2 separate regions of the Homo sapiens genome follow, and region 2 is linked to region 1. Evidence: chromatin loops called from intact Hi-C (ENCODE). Cell type or tissue: OCI-LY7. All regions are shown on one strand. Each heading gives the region's core, and the rest is flanking DNA. Links, peaks and the distances in the headings are about the cores only.

The links. Hi-C counts contacts between places; a loop is a spot of excess contacts. Peaks named below come from ENCODE experiments on the same cell type or tissue, not always from the same donor. Only the 100,000 strongest peaks of a DNase experiment are listed, where the experiment ranks them.
Region 2: it touches region 1 in a loop (7-fold over the local background); 3 of 110 quality-filtered maps call a loop at or near these places.

The regions. Positions count from the first base shown.
Region 1 is chr3:183,040,889-183,047,380 of GRCh38, forward strand. It overlaps MCCC1 (methylcrotonyl-CoA carboxylase subunit 1), which reads right to left. Exons shown (of 19, transcript NM_020166.5): 10 at 4,525-4,652; 11 at 679-862. Among named protein-coding and RNA genes, the nearest start is that of MCCC1, 55 kb to the right of the region's middle. In OCI-LY7, for the core only: no CTCF peak of the experiment used is centred there; DNase peaks (open chromatin) are centred at 3,853 and 4,563; H3K4me3 peaks cover 1,991 bases; H3K27ac peaks cover 2,500 bases.
Region 2 is chr3:182,911,290-182,917,781 of GRCh38, forward strand. It overlaps ATP11B (ATPase phospholipid transporting 11B (putative)), which reads left to right. Exons shown (of 30, transcript NM_014616.3): 29 at 2,572-2,705. Among named protein-coding and RNA genes, the nearest start is that of DCUN1D1, 66 kb to the right of the region's middle. RefSeq lists a silencer at 2,753-2,892. In OCI-LY7, for the core only: no CTCF peak of the experiment used is centred there; a DNase peak (open chromatin) is centred at 2,792; H3K4me3 peaks cover 1,244 bases; H3K27ac peaks cover 1,912 bases.

The DNA of each region.
Region 1 (6,492 bases), core at 2,582-5,081:
CTGGAGCAAGACTGCCTGGGTCTGAATCTTGGCTCCAAGGATGACCTTGGACAAGTCACTTAACTCTTCTGTGCTCCAGTTTCCTCATCTAGAAAACAGGGATGATAATAATGCCTACTTACAGGGTACTTCTCATGGTGAAAGGAACACAAGTAGAAAAATCACCTAGAGCAGTGCCTGTAAGTAGGAAGTCCTAAATAATCACTAGTTATGACCACTGTTATTAATCATATGCTGAACTGTGATAGCTCTTCCACTGTTTCTTTACTTTAATTTTTTTATTGTTTAGCTTATACTAAGTTTATGTGTTAATTCTCCAACTTGACTTTATGTCCTTTGAAGGCAGTCTGCCTTGTGCATAGCAGATATCAGTCATCTTAAATCATTTTTGGAATGAGGCAAGGTCAAGAACAGTACACACAAAATATTTCCTGGTTAGGTTTGACCAAGTACTGCTGAATTTCAAAAAAAAGGAGTCCGTTGTTGAAAAATACTTGTTATTCTTTAAAAATAACAATTCCAGAGGCAAAAAGTAATGGTTACTGAGAAATCACTTAAATTCTTTATTTTAAAATATGCTAGACAGTTCTGTAAGACTCAGGGATAAGAATGTGTCCAAAAACAATAATGTACTAAAAACTTAAAAAGAGTGAGACTTTTCATTTTCTTTCACTTTACCTTGCCGTACTCCAGTTTCAATCCTGGTGGAAGGGTCTGCTCGAGGAGTAGAGAGGTGCACTAATGGGCCTGCCACAGGCATGAAGTTATTGCTAGGATCTTCTGCATATATTCTAGCTTCGAAGGCATGGCCCTGCAGAGTTATTTCTTCCTGGCTCAAAGGAATCTTCTCTCCTGCTGCAATCTGGCAATAGAATAGTGTTTCTTATGAAATCTACCGTATAGCGGCTACCAGACTTAGTAAATCAATGGTCTTGCTTTTTTTCTAGGTAAAATGTACATTTAGGTTTTGCAATGCAGCCAAATAAAAACTATTATTTTGTCTACTCATTTGAGTATTGGGCAAAACAAAAAATTAAAAAACAGATGCAGCTTGGCAACAGTCTATCATTTGGGGTATCGGAGTTTTTAAATGGCAAAAGCAGGCAAAGTGATGGCTAACTTACAAATATAAAAATCAGTGTTTGTTCAATATAATCAAAACCAAAACTTCTTACTAGCAACACACTCTCAGTTTTCATTTAAAACATTAGCACTTAATTCCCAAATCAATTTTTTTTAAAAAATAGTATATTATTAGTGTTTAGGACTAGATTCACAGCCAAGCAAAAAGTGTAGCTGACATTGTCATCCTACGCTGTAATCTTCACCAGTAAGTGGGTGATAAAGCAAAACAGAAAGGGGAAAATGATGGTTTTTCAATTTTGTTATGTTGATATGTACTGCATGATACCAGATTACAAACAGGGTGATCACTATTGTTTGTTGTTACTATAATTATTACTATTTTAGTTATTATGTACCAATACAACAAATCACTCTCTTCAATTAACTAGTATAAATTGGAAATGGCTATTGGAGGACACATTGCACTTTCTCTCTTTACTCTTAAGTTTTTTTCCAAGATGAGAAAATGACAACCTGAGAAAGCAATATAGATACAGGAAAATCTAGACTCTAAGTAACTTAGCATGACATTGAACTAAACCGGTAAGTATAAAACAGAAGCAAAAGTTTCATTTTTCTGAATCTGTAAATATGAAAGATCAGGATGCACAGCAGTTAAGAATGAAAGGAAACGGAACTAAGTTAAATACCTTTATGGCAGTATATTTTGAAAACACCTCAGGCTCTGCAGACAGATTGCCTAGGTTCAAATTTTGTCTCTATACTTACTTTGTCATCTAGACAAGTTTCTTAAGCTTTCCATGCTTCAGAGAAAAGTGTCTGGCATACAGTCAGCACTATGTTACCTATTATCATTCCATCCTTAGGATCTAGAACCAGAAATACCATTTGACCCAGCAATCCCATTACTGGGTATATACCCAAAGGATTACAAATCACTCTACTATAAAGACGCATGCATGTGTATGTTTATTGCAGCACTGTTCACAATAGACTTGGAACCAGTTTTTTAACGTTTTAATAAATAATTCTGGGTCAGGTGTGGTGGCTCATGCCTGTAATCCCAGCAATTTGGGAGGCCGAGGCAGGCGGATCACCTGAGGTCAGGAATTCAAGACCAGCCTGGCCAACATGGTGAAACCCTGTCTCTACTAAAAACACAAAAATTAGCCGGGCATGGTGGCACACGCCTGTAATCCCAGCTACACGGGAGGCTGAGGCAGGAGAATTGCTTGAAGCCGGGAGGTAGAGGTTGCAGTGAGCTATCACGCCATTGCACTCCAGCCTGGGCAAAAAGAGCAAAACTCTGTCTCTTGTGTTCACCTTGACTTGTCTTTGCCTGTCCATTTTCCTCCAAGCTTGGCTTCCACTTGAGCCCAGAAAAGACAGGCCCCAATCATGCCTCTGGGTCTTTGGAGATATGTGCCATTTGAGTTCTCTCAGGCTGACACTGGCTCTCCGGAACCCCTAACCTTGACATTTTCACCAGCTTTCCCTGAACACTGTTAACTATCTGTATCTGCAGCCTGAACCCAGGACACTTACATCAGTCATCATTCAACCCTTGTTCTAGGAAGGCTTGACTGCACAGGCAGGTCCTCGAGCTTAGACTCTTGACTCACCAAATGGTGAGCCCCTTTGTTTTACCTCTGTTTGAAGGCCAGATGCCAAATGCCTTGAACTCTATAAACCAGGTCCAGCAGCTTCCCTAAGTTCTAGTGTCCCTCCCCAGATGATAAAAGCTGGCTTCTCTTTCTGAAGAGCCTTGACAAGCTCTTACAAGAAATAGATGTCTGCTGGTTTCCTTAATACCCAAAAGCTTTCTCCTTCCTTAATCCTTAGAAACCTTTTTTTCTCTTATGATTTCCAAGGTCGAAACTCTCTTGATTTACTGCTTCAGAAAAATTATCCTCCTTTTCCTTGAATTCTGGAAATATAAACACTCCTTCCAGAAGTTTCCAAAGCCACTACAGTTTTTCTTGACACTCACTAAAACTTACCAGCTTGCTGTGCCTGGTTTTCGTTAACACCCTAGGATATAGAGCCCTAGAAGAACCTTTTGGCTCAATTAGAACCACCAATCACCCCCAAGGAACCAACAAAAGGAGTATCATATTATTATCTACAGAAGTTCTGAAAAGATAAAATTACCAAAATAATCAAGATTTTGGCGTCACACCAGGAAAAAACAATTTAGATGCAGGATATACAAGGAACCACGAATCCTACATATATCAGGACCGTCTATATTACTTAACAGATTTTTTTCATGTTAGGAAAAAGAAGGCTAAAGTAAAATCTATTGTTCTTATGAGAACAAAAACAGACTAAGCTATTATTAATATTTGAGAAGTATGTTTTGTGGAATTCTGGTTTACACCAGTGCTTCTCAAACTATCCATAGTAAAAGAACAGTTATAAACTTACATGTTTGAAAAATACAGTAGGCATGTCATAGCAATGCCAAAATGCTTTAAAAGTTTCCAAACATTTACTCTGAATGAACATTTACTCATGGGCCCGCAACAGCCATAAATCCGCACTTTACTTGGATCATTCTAGACCATCTCCTTGGCTCTTCATTCCCAACTCTGCCTTAGCTCATTTCATCTTGCCTAGTATCTGCCCTGATCTGAAACCGAATGATGGCCTGGCCCAGAATGCTGTGGCCTTAGGTAGACCATGAGGCTTTGACCTTGAGGTGATGTGGTTGTGAGCAAGCCCCTGTGACACAATCTCACCTGCTGGCTGCCCGGGCCTAGGGGGAAGTGAATCTGAGTCCCTAAAGTGCCAAAAAAAGCTACAGCATCAAATGTGGCTTCACTTTTAACCTCCCATCTTCCTGTCCTCATAACCACCAAGAACTGAACCCCGTCCAAAATGACACCTGTTTTAGGAGGCCAGAAGGTAGTAACCTATTCTCAAGACTGTTTTGTTGTTGTTGTTGTTGTCGTTGTTGTTGAATTATAGATTCAGGTGGTACACGTGAATGTTTGCTACATGGGTATTTTGCATAATGCTGGGATTTGGGCTTCTGATGAACCCATCACTCAAACAGTGAACACGGTACCATTTAGGTAGTTTTTCAGCCCTCACATCCCTCCCATCAAGACTGATCTTTTTTTTTTTTTTTTTAAGATGGAGTACCCAGGCTGGAATGCAGTGGCGCGATCTCGGCTTACTGCAACCTCTGCCTCCCAGGCTCAGTGATTCTCCTGCCTCAGCCTCCTGAGTACCGGGGACTACAGGCACCCGGCACCACGCCCGGCTAATTTTTGTATTTTTGGTAGAGACAGGGTTTCACCACATTGGCCAGGCTGGTCTCGAACTCCTGACCTCAGGTGATCCACCTGCCTTGGCCTGCCAAAGTGCTGGGACTACAGGCTTGAGCCACCGCACCCAGCCAAGGCTGATTTTTAATAGAAAAAATATTCTCACTCTAAGCTGCCACTCCACCAAGTCAGTTCCTGTGATCATCTCAGTAACAGGATGTTCCACTTGCAGCCTTGTATTCATCTCCATGAAACAGAAATTATGTTTTGAGTCCATAATAAACTCCACAGTCCCTAAAAGGTAAAAAACAATGGTCATATTCAATAGTGTATAATCAGTAGCAAACCAAAATCTTCCATGATGCATCACATCAAGTTTTACCGCTGTCTTCATTCAATGGTAACACTTTGCATTTCATGAAGAAAACATCTCGCATTTGCAGCAGCATATGAATCTTAGTCAAAAATAGAGAGCTGCATGAAATTTGGCAACGGAAAAGTATATTTGGGGTTGTGAGCAAATGGTAAGCCCAAATTATGAATCCGTTTCAGCTTGTAACAGTGAGAACAAGGGTGGACCACATGTTACTGCCTCAGAGCACCAAGATCCTGGGAGCCTCATACCATGACATCCCATCTCACCCTAACCCCATGGAGAAAAAGAAAACTTTTTTTTCCCTGATTGTGGGCTCCTAGGAATTTCTTTTTAAAGCCCTTTTGCTGGTAACCCATTGAAAGATTGTTTGGCAACTAAACCTTATGTTAATATCTATTGGCATTCTATTAAGCTCTAAAAAATTTCCCCTAACTTTATTAAGGTTTAATTTTAGACAACAAACTGTAACTATTTGAAGTGTAGGCATGTGATTTAGCAATTGAATACAATCACAGAACCACAATGAAACTACAGAACATTTCCATCATCCAAAAAGTTCCCTTGTTCCCATTTGGAATCAGTCCCTTCACTAAACCCTGGGATCCAGGAAACCACCAATCTGCTTTCTGTCACTATAGTTTTTCTAGAATTTTATATAAATGAAATCATATAGTTTGTAGTCTTCTGTGTTTCTGTGTTTTTCTCTTAGCTTAAAGTGAATACAATGTAAAGTTGTTTTTAAAAGTGTGGTCACAACCCATTAGTGGATTTTAAAATCAATTTTTTTTTTTTTAAGATGGAATCTCACTCTGTCATCCAGGCTGGGGTGCAATGGCGTGATCTTGGCTCACTGCAACCTCTGCCTCCCGGGTTCAAGCAATTCCTCCACCTCAGCCTCCTGAGTAGATGGGACCACAGGCGCACACCACTATGTCCAGCTAATTTTTTTGTATTTTTAGTAGAGATGGGGTTTCACCATGTTGGCCAGGCTGGTCTTGAACTCCTGACCTCAAGTGATCCACCTGCCTCAGCCTCCCAGAGTGCTGGGATTACAGGTGTGAGCCACTGTGCCCAGCTTAAAATCAATTTGAAAATCAATCTGATCCGGCATCTAAGGAGCTTAGAAGCTGCCACTCTGTCCTATCAAGTAAAAAGCTGAACAAGCTGAAAATCAACAATTTTTAAATTTGTCAGAGAAATCAGGTCACAGGGCAAGCTGCTTGTCCTCAGAACCAGAGAGACAGACAACTGACAGGCAGATACAGAGATGCCATGAGGAGAAGCCTGAGCTGTAATTGACAAATTCCTGGTAGCTCAGTGTGGACAACTCTGAGAGTTAAAAACTCCAAGGCGACCCAGTTACAGGAGGACCTCACACTTTTGTGAGTTTTACCTCCAGGAGCTCTACCAGGTCTTCACAGTGAATATCAGAGAAAAATCCTCCCATGCTTCCAGCTCAGAAGGGAAATGAAACCACTTTGAAATACACCAAAACATTCAAGGTTTACCCTTGAGAAAAACTATTTTATCAGAGCCTAAACGATTGGGATTTTATCAGAGCCTAACCTCACTGGGGGAGGAGAAATACCCAACTCCAGCCTTTGCCAGACATACTGTCCACCCTAAGGGGTGGGGGAAAACAAAACAAAAACATACCAGGAAGCACTGGTGAAGTTCACACACCAGGGGCACAGGCTCAGCAAGACTGAGATCTGATCATGGGACAAGAGAACATGCCCCCTCCAGCCTTATCACATT
Region 2 (6,492 bases), core at 1,272-3,771, 130 kb before region 1:
TTTAAGATGTATTTTAAATGCCACCTTTTTCATCAAATCTTCATGCCCTCCCACCAGTACCACTAACAGCAGCTGGGTTTGAGCTTTCCCTCCTGTTTTCTGAGTAGTCTGCCTCTTATAATCATAAGGCAGGAAGTGCTATGGTAAAGGGGTTTGGGCTCTGCAAGCAAAGAAACCAAGATTCAAGCCCCAGATTAAGTGGGTGACCTTGAACAAATTCTTAACGGTTTCCTCATCTGTAAACTGGGGATGATCATGATGCCTATTCCTAAGGGCTGTTTAAGTTTTCAGTGAGACAATCCATGAGAAGCATCTTACATAGTCACTGGGGCATACGTGGTGAGCACTCCACTAATGTAACTGCTGTTGGTATGTCTTCCTGACTTGTCCTCTCTCCCACCTTCTTCCTTACCTTTAGCTCACCGGATTGAGCACAGGGTTACTATCCCCTGTGGAAAGTGGCACAGTACCTTGCTCAATAAATAGAAGTTTAAGTGCTTGTGCCAATTAAGTGATACAAATAAGCAGTGAAATAGAATCAGAGAAAGAGATGACTCATAGTTGGAGAGGTGAGGGAAGTTAATGGAGACGGTAGGATTTAAGCTGAACGCTGATGTAGGGGTCAGCATTCTGACCCTGATTGATGGCAGGCCCCGACACGTTGCCCACAGGCAGGGAACATTGGTTGGCTGGAGTGGAGACTGCACCAGAGCATTGGGAAGCAGAGCAGGAAAGGCAGCCTGGGGTCAGGCTGTAAAGGGCCTTCAAGGCTTCATGCGGTGTGGGGCTTTATCCTTTGAGCATGTAGGAGCCCTGGAGTCTGGGTTGCTACAAGGGGTAAATTTGAGATTGGGAAAACTGGAGTCCAGGGACCCAAAGAGAATACTGGAAAACTGATGAAATCCTGTTACCTAAACCAGCATTTCCTAAACTGTTCCTCTGAATATGAATGATCCTCCTGGTGTTGCTTAATATTTGCTGGTTGGTGGGTGGGGGTGTATGGTTTCTCCCACTAAGAAAATGAGTGGAGAATTATGATATCTCAGGCTTCCCCCATGGAGATGACCATGTATCCTGACTTCACAGTCCTCTACTTTAAAAGTCTGTTTAGAACTTTGTTAAATTAGTGTTTCCCAAATTTAATTGAACACTGACCCCCTTTTTTTTTTTCATGAAATGTCTGTAAATATCTTACAAAACACAGTTTAAGAAACTGTGCCCTAAACAATTCTAAACCAAGAGTATTGTAACGAAAGAACAAGTCAAGTTTGGCTCTTTCTCAGTGCTTAGCTGATCCTAGGACACTGTCATCAGGCAGTTGCCAGATAAGAACCATGTTGTTTCACACTGTGTGGTGTTGAATCTTCTGAGCATGGATCTTGCAGGACATCAGCAGTTGTTTACATTCAGAATGCCAGGTTTCTGTTCCATCACGTCCGTCTCTTCTGTTCATTGTGAGCATCTCCACAAACATCCTCTGTTGCCTGCACCCAGCACATGGTGATTCCCAACCTTCGTGGAAGTGCAGCCCTGTATTTATTCTCCTTCTCTATCCTCAAAAGATGTGTTACGTAGGATGTTATATATGTAAAAGAAGGTGAATTGAAATAAGGTGTTTTTTTTTTAAAACAACAGCCCTTGAAAAATTTCGGAGCATCTTTGACAAACAAAACCAGGGTTGGGATTCATCGAGCTACGTGGTCATACCATCTTTCCCCCTCATTTTTACTCAGTTAAAATTGTTAGTCGTGTGGAATAAAATTATCTTGCTGGGCTATTTATGCCTGAATCAACATAAATCTTGCATACTTTCAGAAAGTAATTCAGTTTCAAATCTTGATAGTACTACTTATTCACTTGTTTAATAAATTTTAATTTATTAAACTGTCAGCTAACTGTTACAAAGCAGGATGAGCTGATGATGGGATGATTGCCACTTAAAAGTTTTTAGCAATTTATGATAAATGATGCTTTTTTCAAAGATAAGTATGGAGTGGATCTATGTAGAGTGCTTAGAACCTGGCACATAGTAAAGCATACGTAAAGTGTTTGCTGCCATTGTTGTTGTTACTGAACATTGGGGTGAGGTCCTGCCTGATTGTTATTTCCCAGTCTTAAAGATAATTCATACTCCACTTATCTCAATTGTTGGACATTGTTCATTGAAATTGCAGGCTAGACATTTTTAATTGAAATTGCAGGAGCATTTCACCTAAAGAAAAACTCCATGCAGAATTGGAATTCATTACATTCCTGAGTGGTTGATGGAAATCATTTTGACCATAATAAATGATTAAAATGAAACATTAAAAGTAGATTTACATAATATCCAGCTTCTTAATTTATATAATTATTTTACTAGACCTCTAATTTAGGATACAAGGCTTTAAAATAATTTTGGATGGTTATACTCTAGTAAATTAAAGCCTTTCATATGTTTCCCATATTATAGAAAAACATGTAGGTTTATATATGTTACCTTTGATTTGAAAGTGCTTGTTGTAATGTTCTAATGCTTTTCAGAAGTCCATATCTTTAAACAACTGATGTTTTCTGCTTCACCTCCCGCAGCTTACTGAAACAAATGCAGGTATCAAGTGCTTGGACTCCATGTGCTGTTTCCCGGAAGGAGAAGCAGCGTGTGCATCTGTTGGAAGAATGCTGGAACGAGTTATAGGAAGATGTAGTCCAACCCACATCAGCAGGTGTGAAATCTCTCTAAGTAGCCTTTGCTGCAGATGAGTATCCTATCTGGAACAGGATGAACCTGCCGCTCTAGATACCTAATAAATCAGCAGCTGGTTTTACCAACTGAAGCAGGAAGTCTGCTATTTATTAGCACTCTTTGGTGGTAGATTTCACTTTGTGGCTTTGGGGTAAGGGCTTTTTCACTCACAAAGGAAGAGAAAGCACCTTTGAAGAGACTTCATCTAATGAACAAAAAATTTTGTTTCATAATCTTTCTAAAATGTGCTCAGTAGGAGTGTGTTTATGGTACTCTTTTATGGTTTGTATAACTTTCTTTTTTAAATTATACATATACTATTTCCTTTTTATTTTTTTAAAATTTTTTTGCTTTTTGTCTTTACAAAATAATCTCAACATAACAGTGAAGTCAAAGGCTTTCCTTTTCTTACTCTGTATGTATATTTTCCAGTTGGTTATTTGAGGCTTTGAGGTATTTATAAACACAAAAGGCTGTATTTCTGCTCCCCTACCTCTTCTTATGTCTGTAATGAAGTTTTGAAATGAGTCATGATTTTTAAGTTTCTTTTGCTTGGTATTTATTGCCTAATTAAAAGTGTATGAGTTAGAACAGGCTTTTTAAATTATGGAGTAAAAGAATCTTAGCATTTTTGTCCCCTCCTAAATCTGTTTCTTGAATGAGATTTATCACCATGCCTGCTGTTGTGCACCATAACGAAAAAAAACACCTTTTGGTAAACACCATTTAAAATTCATTTAAACTTGCAATGGATTTATTTATTCATACATTTCCCCAAGAGTTATATCACTATTTAGAGGATGTTAGGGGGTAGAAAGAGCTTTTTCCACACTTGGTGTTCTTTAGGTGAATGATACCATATTCTCAAAATCAGGGCAGCAGTACACGGTATGCATGGAGGTACAAATGGGCAGGGAGAGATGTTGGTTGCCATTGTCCCAAATGTGCTACATGAATATTAGCACTTTCTACATGTGCCAGGGCTTGGAAAAGGTTGGAAATTACCCCAGGAACAGGTTATAAAGAGTGAAGAAGGCACTACTCCTATCTACTGGAAAAAGGATTTTTATTATTTGGTTAGCTTTGTGTTTTAAAAAAATGATGAGTATGATATCATTCATCTGTTATAAAATTCAGGTAACTTTTACTGGTGAACTTGTTAGTTCTCACTTTAGCTTTAGCTTAGCCATGCCTTTATGATACAATTGAATTTATAAATAGCATTCTTATGTTAACATAATGTCTGTGGTTTCAATCCCCGTTTATTCTGACTTGATTATAACGTGATCTGAAATATTTCCATAATGCTGTGATACCATTTTGTAGTAATTTCATTCCACGTAGAAGGATGAGCACTTAAACTCTGGGACTTTGTTATGATTTACATAATTGTATTATAAAATGTGGCTCTGTCATGTACCTAGGCCAGCAAATTTCCCAAAGAGCTTGATTTATAATACTATTTTACCTAATAACATAGCTTCATTGCACAGAATCAAGATAGGAGTTAGACTAAGATACAATAGAACCTCTACAGAATTTTTTCAACTTCTCCTTCAATGGAAATTTCTCTTTAATGACAATATACGTTTTTGTTAATGATTTTTTTAAAACTAGAATTAATTTTAAATGAGCCCCAGATTTTTTCTGCTATATACATATATCCATTTTCTTGATATCGATTATGGTAATATGCCCCCATTATTCTTTACATAGCCATTTTGATGCAGCATTACCTCTTTTGAACCTGCCCCAGGAGTTATTGAATTTACTTTTACATGTTCTCTTGAAGGTAGCTATTATCATCTATACTTCTTTTCACTTAAAATTGCGCCATATTGTTTTTTTCTGAATTTTTTTATTCTCCTAATAAAATGTTTAACTTAGTAATTAATATCATATTAGACTATAAATGCCCTTCCAGGTTTCTCCAACATCACAGGTTATATTATTGGTTACTATTATTTTCTTACCCTTTTTCTCATGTGAATAATCTAGAAGGTCTTTTCAGACCTGTTCATTCTTTTCTAGGGGATAAAGTCATATAATAACACCAAGCTACCTGGTGCTTTTCAAGGGCTATGTGAAAATTGCCATAGATGCATCAATATTGTATTTAAACTTGCAAAGTCATTTTGATACATAGAGTTCTCTTTTTGTTTACATATAATTGTATTTGTGAAATGTGTTGGGCATTTCCATTGTGACTTTAGAGTAGCATCTATTCTATGTTTCTATTTCATGTCTAATTTAAGAGGTGGGGCAAGTCTGAGACTGCCATTCCAAGATGTAGAAGCCCTTAGCTGTGTGTTCCATTGACATAGTAAAGTCAAGAGTAATGGGCATCACTTGAGAAATGCCACCAGTGTTTTTATGTGACAGATTTCTTTGGTGATTACATTTGTACCATCCAGGCACAAAAATTTGACTTACATTTTATTAATTGATGTTGTCAATGAAGTATCCCATATTGCAAGCTCAGTTTCAAAGAGAGCATCATGGTGCTATATAAAGAATATGCCATGTTGCACCCTAAAGAGCTGGATTTTAGCAATAAAAGATTTTCTGTTCGTGTATTACTAACAGTTAAGCTACTGTATCCTCATCAAAACTATCTTCTAAATAGAAAGTAATATGTAGTTCAAGTGTTTAATGTTCTGTCAAAAATTATATTTAACATATGAATGCACATGTGTGCTTTGAAAAAAAATTTAAAATGAAGGAGACTTTACCTAATAAGATTATTCTGTGTAAGCAATGTGGAAAGAAGAAAAACTAATATAAAGTATTGGCAGTTTGGAATTGGACATCTGACTCCGGATAATTGGAGTACTGATAGCTGTTATAGTTAAAAGTTATAGTTAAAAGCATACTTGTCCCCTGTAAATACTTACTCTTTAAGAAATTTTCATCTTCTCATTTTATTCATTTATTCTGCAAATACTGGGTGCCCAATATATGTCAGACACAGTTCTAGATGCTAGGGAGACAGTAGTGAACAAGTCCTTCCCTAACCTAAGGTAGATACTGTTCCAGCTTTTCTAGAAACTAGTCGAATTAAAGTTGAGCTACATACAAACTTAGCATCTCTGGGAAAGAGAAAATATTTGACAAAGGTGAATTGGGGCCTTTTTTAACGCTCATCTCTTCCTGTAACATCTCTGTTTAGGGAAGGTGGGAACCCTGGAAAAAGTTACATAAAATGTATTTATTGTTAAATGTGTTTAGTCTCATAAGAAAAGCAGTCTTTCACTTGGTAATCCTAATACTGTCCTTGAACTAGGTTAGTCTATTTTAAGCATGGCAGGCTACTTTTGGTCTTGAGTTATTTTAGCTTAAATTAACTCAAGCTAATTTAAGTTTACAGCTGCACATAAAGTATTATGTAATGACTTGCTTTAGGGCCTTATCATTCAAACACCAGTTAACTTTTCCAGACCAGTAGAGGATCGTTTGTCCTTATTAAGTGAAAACGCTAGTGACCTACAGGTGTCTTTGATGCCTTTTGAATACATCATTCGCTACATTCAAGCTAATTATGCGGAAGTCTTTAGAATAGGATTTATAGCTGAAATGAAATGATCAATAATAGGAACATACTACTGTTTCATTCCAAAGCCTTTGGTAAGTGGGATTTGGGTTTGTTTTTGTAAACTGAACTTTTCAGTAAAACAATGTGCATAACTCTTAATAACATACTTCTTATTGAATTGTTAACACTTTAAAAGCAGCTCATGCTTTACTACATATAGAAACTGTTTTAATGC